Regions from separate parts of the Homo sapiens genome. Here all the other regions are linked to region 2. Evidence: chromatin contacts called from ENCODE Hi-C or POLR2A ChIA-PET data. All regions are on one chromosome and are shown on one strand. The core of a region is the stretch at or near the end of the contact, and the rest is flanking DNA. Distances in the headings are between cores, read along the strand shown. Region 1 holds the start of PELP1-DT (PELP1 divergent transcript). Region 2 holds the start of UBE2G1 (ubiquitin conjugating enzyme E2 G1). Region 3 holds the start of GLTPD2 (glycolipid transfer protein domain containing 2).

Region 1 (2,999 bases), core at 116-2,615, 340 kb before region 2:
TACCACAGTTTAAAAAACAGCATAAAGAAGGCCATGAGTGAAAACAAGCCACACGCAGACCCCAATCTTGTAAAATATTCATTTATGTGCTTGTGCATAGACTAATATTAGGAAAGTATACACGCTACTGGGGCAGGGCTTTGCGGGGGAGGAGCAGTTTTTCTTTTTACTTTATGCCTTTCTGTACTGTTTGAATTGGCTTTTGCAAGGCGCACGTCTTGTATCATTTCTGAAGTTGCAAATGTAGTTAAAAATGTCTGTGATTTCAAGTTACCTAGAGAGTTATTGATTCCTTCTCTTTCCCTGCCGCTGCCGAGTTGCGCGGAGGCGGAGGCTTGGGTACCTTCAAGATTCAGCTTCACTTGTAACCCACCGCCACGGCCGAGGAAGGCATTGCTGCTGGAGGGGTAATGGATGTTAATACTGCTTCACAAGAGGTGCTGAAGACCGCTCTCATCCACCATGACCTAGCACGTGGAATTCGCGAAGCTGCCAAAGCCTTAGACAAACGCCAAGCCCATCTTTGTGTGCTTGCATCCAACTATGATGAGCCTACTATGTATGTCAAGTTGGTGGAGGCCTTTGTGCTGAACACCAAATCAACCTAATTAAGGTTGATGACAACAAGAAACTAGGAGAATGGGTAGGGCTCTGTAAAAATCGACAGAGAGGGGAAACCCCGTAAAGTGGTTGGTTGCAGTTGTGTAGTAGTTAAGGACTATGGCAAGGAGTCTCAGGCCAAGGATGACATCGAAGAGTACTTGAAATGCAAGAAATGAAGAAATAAATCTTTGGCGCGCGTACACACACACACACGTTACTGATTCCTAGGCAGGGTGCGGTGGCTCATGCCTGTAATCTCAGCACTTTGGGAGGCCAAGGCGGGCGGAACACCTGAGGTCAGGAGTTCAAGACCATCCTGGCCAACATGGTGAAACCCCATCTCTACAAAAATACAAAAAAAATTAGCCGGGCGTGGTGGCGCGCGACTGTAATCCCATCTACTCGGGAGGCTGAGGCAGGGAAATCGCTTGAACCTGGAAGGTGGAGGTTGCGGTGAGCCGAGATCGCGCCACTGCACTCCAGCCTGGGCCACAGAGCGAGACTCCGTCTCAAAAAAAAAAAATGAGAGTTATTGATTCCTACAGCGAAGATGTCCCAAGACTCCGTCCGCTAAATGGAAATCGTTCCGACTTTGGCGCCTTTTGTCCGGACCACGTGTACCTTTAACATCACAGGACCGCCTCGGACACGCTCACAGGCAGCCTCATCCGCCATCACTCCGGGAACCGAGCACCCCGCTGCCTCGGCGCCCAGGCTGCTCTCTCCGCGCATGCTCCTTCCCAGCTTGAGCCCGCGAGTCCAGCCTGCCTTCACTCAGTGCGCAAGACCGCAGCCCCCTCCCCACGCCCCCTCCCCAGTAGGCGGCCGTCGCGGTGTGTTTGCGTCATCGCGCCACGCCACCACTGGAACCCGGGGGAAGATGGCGGCAGCCGTTCTGAGTGGGCCCTCTGCGGGCTCCGCGGCTGGGGTTCCTGGCGGGACCGGGGGTCTCTCGGCAGTGAGCTCGGGCCCGCGGCTCCGCCTGCTGCTGCTGGAGAGTGTTTCTGGTTTGCTGCAACCTCGAACGGGGTCTGCCGTTGCTCCGGTGCATCCCCCAAACCGCTCGGCCCCACATTTGCCCGGGCTCATGTGCCTATTGCGGCTGCATGGGTCGGTGGGCGGGGCCCAGGTGAGTCCGTGGCCCGCGTGCCCGCGGCCCTGTGGGGAGGATGGCGCGGCACCTGTGCGCCGGGATTACGGTGCAGTGCAAGTGCGATAGGGAGGTTGAAGGAAGGAGAGCTGCGGGCAGAAAGGGGATCCAGGTATCAGTCCGGACGGGATGCACGTATTTCTCCTTTATCGGCCATGAGTTTCTCCAGGGGAAAAATGGGCCTTATTTTTCTGTTGTTAGGCTATTGGTCGGCACACAGGAATCGATTAGGTTCCAGGCCCGGTCACTCACTAGTTGTATAATCTAAAAGTCTCTTTTTCCTCTGGCAATATCTGTTTCGGGGATTGTTTCGACTGACTGAATGACGCATTCAACAATAAACATTTACCGAGCTCTTATTGAGGGTCAGATACTGTACTAGGCGCTCCGGTTACAGACGTGGTGGCGATACACAAAATGCTGCGAAACAAGATGAGAATTGAATATCAGGGGTCTCTAACCTTATCTGAAGACTGGCAGAGATTTTTCCAAAGAAACCGGCGTTTAAGCTGAGACCCTAAGGATGAATAGGGGTTGGGTAGGGAAAAAATATGGGAGGGGCTGTTCAGTCAGAGGAGAGCTCATGTGGGAAGACCCTGTGGTAGGAAGGAACTGGAAAGAAGGGCATCGTTCCTGGGGCTCAGATGTGGAGGGGAAGAGAGTGGGTACAGATGAGACTGGTGAGATGGGTAGGCAGTGGTCGGGTCATGCAGAGCGTTTTAGGCCGGGTTAGGAGCCTTTGGACTTCTATAAGAATGGAATCTGATAACCATTCAGTTCTGCAAGCTAGACACTCAAGTAATTCTAAACTCTTCTTCATACACCTCCATAAGCAATCTGTCAAGTCCTGTTGATTTTATCCTTTGAGTAGTTTTCAGATCTGTCCACTCTTTTCCATCTTTCTCATTGCTCCCATTCTAGCTTGAACCCCCACCATCTTGTCCGGGTGAAGGCACTGATTCTAAGAAGGCATATTTCTAGCCCATAATAGCTGCTCCTTATAACAATCTCCTATCTTCCCTTCTCTCCCACTAAACCTCCCCCAAATTCTACCCATCCTTCAAGACCCATAAACACGAGATCTTCTGTGTCCACCCTTCATTCCTGGGACCTTCCTAGCTCTATGCTACCTTCCAGGAAGATGGTTGTCACAATTTGCTGGGTGGGTCAATAACCTTAGCCCCAGATTTATCACAGATAACCCTATCTGTTTGTCTTTAACATTACTCTGCATAATTGAGGGTGA
Region 2 (2,849 bases), core at 293-2,792:
TTTTTTTTTTTTTTTTTACAAAAAATAAATCTTAAGAAACTAGGAATAGGCCGGGCACAGTGGCCCTTGCCTATAATCCTAGCATTTTGGGAGGCTGAGGCAGGCGGATTGCCTGAGTTCAGGAGTTCGAGACCAGCCTGGGCAACATGGTAAAACCCCATCTCTACTAAAATACGAAAGAAAATTAGCCTGGCCTGGAGGCGTGCGCCTGTAGTCCCAGCTACTCAGGAGTCTGAGGCAGGAGAATTGCTTTAACTCGGGAACCTGAGAGGCAGAGGTTGCAGTGGGCCAAGATCACGCCACTGCACTCCAGCCTGGGCGACAGAACAAGGCTGTCTCAAAAAATAAATAAATAAATAAATAAAATAAAAAAGAAAGAAACTAGGAATAGAAGTAAATTTCCTTGATTTGGTAAAGTGAAATATCAAAATGGTCCCTTTGGTCTATTTGATAGGGGGCAGTGGTTCACACTTGTAATGCTAACACTTTGGGAGGCCGAGTTGGAAGGACTGCTTGAACCCAGGAGTTTGAGACCAGCCTGGGCAACACAGAGAGACCTCTGGCCCCCCCCTCCTTTTTTTTTTTTTTTGTGAGACGGAGTCTCTCTCTGTCGGCCATGCTGGAGTGCAGTGGCACCATCTCGGCTCACTGCAATCTCTGCCTCCTAGGTTCAAGCAATTCTCCTTTCTCAGCCTCCCTGGTAGCTGGGAGTACAGGCGCCTGCCACCAGGCTGGGCTAATTTTTGTATTTTTAGTAGAGACCAGGTTTCACCATGTTGGCCAGGATGGTCTCGAACTCGTGACCTCAGGTGATCTGCCCACCTCGGCCTCTCAAAGTGCTGGGATTACAAGCATGAGCCACCGCGCCCCGTCAAACCCCCCGATCTCTATAAAGCAAATAAAAAAATAGCAGGGCATGGTGGTGTGTACCTGTAATCCCAGATACTAAGGAGACTCAGATGGGAGGATCCCTTAAGCCCAGGAGTTCCAAGCTGCAGTGAGCTATGATCACTGCACTCCAGCCTGGGCGACAGAGAGAATTGCCGTCCATAAATGATAATAATAACAGGGCCGGTCTCGGTGGCTCAATAATAATAGGGCCGGACGCGGTGGCTTTTTTTGTGCACTCTTCATGTAAAGTGAGTTATCATCATATATTGCCTCTATTTTGATGTTTGGTTAAAATGGGGCACACCAGTACTAACTTCGGCTTTCTAACAATTCCTACTTCGCACACCATGTGGCAGTGTTAGATGGCTTTTGGGCGCTCGCCAAGGACTAGACATCTACCACTTCTTCTGGCCTCTTCGCTCCTATATCCACTGCTTCAATCCAGAGGCTGTATTTGACCCTCTGCGACCTCTTTGTCATGGCGTCCGCGGGGCGTCTACCAGCGGAGGCTTGGGCTGGCAGCCGGGCGTCGACCTTCCCAAAATGGCGGCGGACGGGACAACTGCGCTCAAGGGGCGGGGTTCCGCCGCCGGGGGCGGGGCGGGAGGCCGAGGGGTCGGGCTAGCGGGCGGGACGCTTCCCAAGTCGGCAGTCTCAGCGCGCCTGCGCCGAGCGGCCCTGCGCGCAGTGAGGCAGTGGCGGGGGAAGGCACCGGTGGGGCCGACGGGCGGGTTGAAGGAGGGAAGCGGGCGAGCGAAGTCCCAGTGCGCGCCGCGGCAGCCCGGGCACCCTCCCCTTCCGGGCGTGAGTCGCTGTGAAAAGAGCTGAAGCGAGCGGACTCGCACCGGCAGCGAGGCGCCGCTCCCGCCGCCTCAGCCCGGCCTTCCTCGGCTCCGGCGCTCCGGTCGCGGGGCCCGGGTTCCTCGGCACACCCCGCTCCAGCCGCCCCCAGAGCCTGTCCCCAGCCCTTCGGAAGCCCCGGCGCCAGCCCGGGCCCTCGGCAGGGAGGATGACGGAGCTGCAGTCGGCACTGCTACTGCGAAGACAGCTGGCAGGTGAGCAGGCGGGCGGCGGGGCGCCGGGCCCGGCCGCGATCGCGGACAGCCGCAGCCCAGTCCCTCTTCTCCTCCCGGGCCAGCGGCCGTACTGCCGAAGGGGCCCGGGCCTGCGAGGGTGGGGACCTCGAGGCTCCGGTCCCGGCCGGGCCCAGCCGTTCTCGCCCGGCTCTTGGAGGGCACTGGGGGCGGGGACGCGACCCAGCTCCGGCCCAGGGACTGGGCCTGGCGCCCGGGGGGTCGGAGAGGAGGAGGTCCCCTCCCCCACCGTTCTGTAGGACGTTGCGGGGGAGGGGCTGTGTGCGGGTCCCCAGGCCGGGGCCGCCAGCTTGGAGGGGCGGGTCCCGGGTTCAGGTGCTGCCGGGGCCGCCGGACCTTCGGGGCCGGCTGGAGCGTCCGGACCCAGTGCGGCTGCGAGTCCCCGGCTCGGTGTCTGAGGGCGGGCGGAAGGGACCGGCCCTGGCGGGATAGGTGAGGCGCACAAAACTTCTCCCCGGGCGGCGCTGGGTCCGCGGAGTTGGGGCCGACAACAAAAGCGCTGGCCTCGGCGGCCTCCACGCGGGCGCGAGGGTGCCGGAGACCCTGGCGGAGTGCGGATCGCCGCCTCGCCTGCCTCCGCCTGGCACGGGCTCCGGCTGCGCCGCCCGGCTGGGGGAGGGTAGGAGCGGGCCGCGGGGAGAGCCGCTCGCTGGCCGGCTCCGGGCTTTGTGCTCGCCGCGATTCCGGCTGCTGCGCAGGCCTGCAAACCCCGGAGCTGCGCCCGCAGGCTCTGGCCCGGGGCGGCGGCCGGGTCGGCCTCCCCGAGGAGCCTGCGGCCCCCCTCCCCCATTGTCCCGGCCTCCGGCCGTTTGCGGCTTCCAGGTTGACTTTTTAGGGGGTTGGCTCCTACTCTGCTAGGACTGT
Region 3 (2,782 bases), core at 64-2,563, 420 kb before region 2:
CGCGCTCGGCCAGCAGGCTCTGGGTGCGGTTGTAGACATCCTCCAAGGTGCCGGCGGCCCGGACCAGCGCGGCCCGCGCCTCCGCCTCGGTGGCTCCGGGACACGCCAGCTCCAGCAGGCGGCGGCGACCCGGGAAGGCGAGGAAGGCGAGGCGGGCGGTCTGTCGGACCAGCCAGGGGTGATGCGGACCCAGGGCCGCACGGTAGGCGTCGCTGCACTGCACGCCCGCGTCCGGGCCTCCCAGCGCGCCGGTCGCCACCCGGTGGAGGCAGAGCTGGGACCAGCGCAGCGCGCGGTGCAGCAGGAGCAGCGTGCGAGAGCCCGAGCTCCGGGTCGGGTCCCGGGGGGCCGCCCCCGGCTGCTCCAGCAGTCCCGCCCTCCGCTCCCACGCCGCCATGGCCACCAGCGACCAGTAGTGCTCCGCGTCCGGGCCGTGCACCCGAGCCTCCAGGTCTGTCACCTTGGTGAAGGCCTCCCTAGTGGCGAAGGCGAAGACGGAGCCGAGGGGAGTCAGGAACCTGCGGGCGAGACGATTTGAGAGAATGGAGATGGAGCCGCCAAGGAGGCGGGGACCGGCTGGGGGGCGGGAGGCCACTCACTCGACGAGTGCCCTCCATCCCGCCAGGTACGGCGACAGCCCCACATCCCCTTCGGGTTTCAGACTGGCGTGGAACCGCCTCATCATGCGGCCCAGCATCCCCCGAGGGCCCAGACACGGAGGCTGTTTCCTCTCCGGGGCCTCCAGGGTTCCCGACTCCTGCCGGACCTGGTGGGGAGACACGATGGGAAGAGGTGGGAGCAGATTCTGCCCTGAAGAAATTGTTCCGAAGGTTTAGCTGGCGGCTCTTCTGCTGTGCGCTCAGCTTCCGACGGGAGAGGGTAGACCGGGGGAGGACCCGCCCTTTGCCGGACCCTCAGCCTGGCTCCACGTCCCCCTGTTCTGGTCCCTCCTGGAGCGCCCGCGCCCAATCCTGCGCCTAGCGTACCTGGAAGGGCGCCGTTTCCCCTGGAACGCAGGGCTGCGCCCTGGGTCCGCAGCCCGAGCGGGCGCCTGGGTAGAGGAGAAGCGGAGCGGTGAGGGCTCGAGAAAGAGGCTTGAGTCGTGAGGGCCTGGATTCCGGGCTTCCTCCCGGAGCAAGTGAGGGAAGGGGCAGCTCACCTAGGCTCCGAACACTGAGATAAAGCAGCAGCAGCGCGAAGATAGCGAGAGGAATTGAGTGGCTGAACCAGTGCCGCAGGGCTGGGGGCCGCGCCGCCACTCCCATGCCTGCTGCTGGGACCGCCGCCCCCTCACCAGCGCCTAGCCAGTCCGTGTCCCTCCGCCTCCAGGAGGGGACAGAAGCCCGTGGTGCCCTGAGGCGCAAAGGATTAATAATTAACCTACTAAGGCCCCTTCCCCTGTGCCCTTCGCCCCAAAGGGCAGCTACCCTGGGTGCGAGGAACTGGGTGAAGGGAATTTGGGGGATTCGACAGCAGTGACAGATCAGTGCATTTCCCTTCCCTGTAGGGCCAGCTGTAGCAAGAGGCACTCTGAGTATTGGGAAGAGAGGCAGGGCCCAGAACAGCTCCCCTACTGAGCAGTGGTGTGGGCCCTAAATTCACTCTGGGCTTGAGTTCCCTCCACTGTAAATTGAGGATAATAATAGGTACTTTGCAAGCCTCATGTGAGGATTAAATGATAACGTATGTGAAAACACTAAATGGAAAAGCTGACCACAATTGCCCTATAAATCTTATTAAGTTCAAGCATTGTCCGGCTCTGGGATCCAGGGAACACCCACTTCTCTCTCGCTCTCTTTTTTTTTTTGTTTGTTTTTTGTTTTTTTGTTTTTTGAGACAAAGTCTCGCTCTGTCGCCCAGGCTGGAAAGTGCCGGCTAATTTTTACATTTTTAGTAGAGACAGGGTTTCACCATACTGGACAGGCTGGTCTCGAACTCCTGACCTTGTGATCCGCCCAACTTGGCCTCCCAAAGTGCTGGGATTACAGGCGTAAACCACCGCGCCCAGCCGGGAACACCCACTTCTAAATTCTCTATCTTATTCCCAGGGGACTTTGTCTTGACCTGGATACATGACCTCTTGCAATCATATACGTACGTCAGGCTTTATCCTTTTGCATTTTTGTGGTTTAATTTTCAAAACTCCAGATTGGCTCTTCAATCATTCATTGCACCAACTTTTATTAAGTACTTCCGCACGTACTAGGCTTCAAGAATACAAAAGTGCCTTCACAGAGCTCAAGGTCCACTGGGGGAGAATTTATCCTCTGTCTCCCCCACTGGAATGTGACCTCTGATGACAGGGGCCTTGTTATTCTTGCTTACAGCAAGTGGAATATTGCTTAAGCCAAAACATATTATTGCTAAATAGGTATTGAATAAACAAAGGAGTGTGTATGAGGGGCAGGTAAATCTGGGGTTGTGGCCCCTAACAAATTTAGCCAGGCATTTTTAGGCCAGGCACGGTGGCTCACGCCTGTAATCCCAGCACTTTGGGAGGCCGAGGTGGGCGGATCACCTGAGGTCAGCCTGGCTAACATGGCAACACCCCGTCTCTACTAAAAATATACAAATTAGCCGGGCGTGGTGGCGAACGCCTATAATCCCAGCTACTCGGGAGGTTAAGGGAAGAGAATCGCTTGAACCCGGGAGGCAGAGGTTGCAGTGAGCCGAGATGGCGTCACTGCACTCCAACCTGGGCAACAGAGTGAGACTTCGTCTCAAAACAAACAAACAAACAAACAAACAAAAAACATACTTAGCCAGATTTTCTCGCTTTTTG

What was found. A loop is a pair of places that touch in the nucleus more often than their neighbours do. ChIA-PET counts read pairs that join two places held with the same protein, here RNA polymerase II (POLR2A). Pooled maps may share reads with other maps.
Region 1: a loop to region 2 is called in a pooled map, with 4 times the contacts of the local background. The contact joins the promoter of PELP1-DT here to the promoter of UBE2G1 in region 2. A Hi-C loop is called at or near these places in 2 of 168 maps with a recorded cell type or tissue (both CD8-positive, alpha-beta T cell), 2 of 37 single-sample maps with no recorded cell type and 13 of 50 pooled maps. POLR2A ChIA-PET finds 5 or more read pairs at or near these places in 1 of 52 experiments (activated T-cell).
Region 3: a loop to region 2 is called in a pooled map, with 6 times the contacts of the local background. The contact joins the promoter of GLTPD2 here to the promoter of UBE2G1 in region 2. A Hi-C loop is called at or near these places in 1 of 168 maps with a recorded cell type or tissue (naive thymus-derived CD4-positive, alpha-beta T cell) and 11 of 50 pooled maps. POLR2A ChIA-PET finds 5 or more read pairs at or near these places in 1 of 52 experiments (CD4-positive, alpha-beta T cell).

The regions. Positions count from the first base shown.
Region 1 is chr17:4,702,596-4,705,594 of GRCh38, reverse strand. It overlaps PELP1-DT (PELP1 divergent transcript), which reads right to left and starts at 1,365. Exons shown (of 2, transcript NR_103482.1): 1 at 1,225-1,365; 2 at 66-396. PELP1 (proline, glutamate and leucine rich protein 1) reads left to right here and starts at 1,458. Exons shown (of 17, transcript NM_014389.3): 1 at 1,458-1,732. The coding sequence starts at 1,484. It also overlaps the pseudogene RPS12P29.
Region 2 is chr17:4,365,368-4,368,216 of GRCh38, reverse strand. It overlaps UBE2G1 (ubiquitin conjugating enzyme E2 G1), which reads left to right and starts at 1,542. Exons shown (of 6, transcript NM_003342.5): 1 at 1,542-1,946. The coding sequence starts at 1,901. RefSeq lists enhancers at 1,409-1,703, 1,523-2,209 and silencers at 1,372-2,071, 2,122-2,849.
Region 3 is chr17:4,787,495-4,790,276 of GRCh38, reverse strand. GLTPD2 (glycolipid transfer protein domain containing 2) reads right to left here and starts at 1,313. Exons shown (of 4, transcript NM_001014985.3): 1 at 1,160-1,313; 2 at 987-1,051; 3 at 600-766; 4 at 1-518. The coding sequence starts at 1,265. RefSeq lists a silencer at 1-506.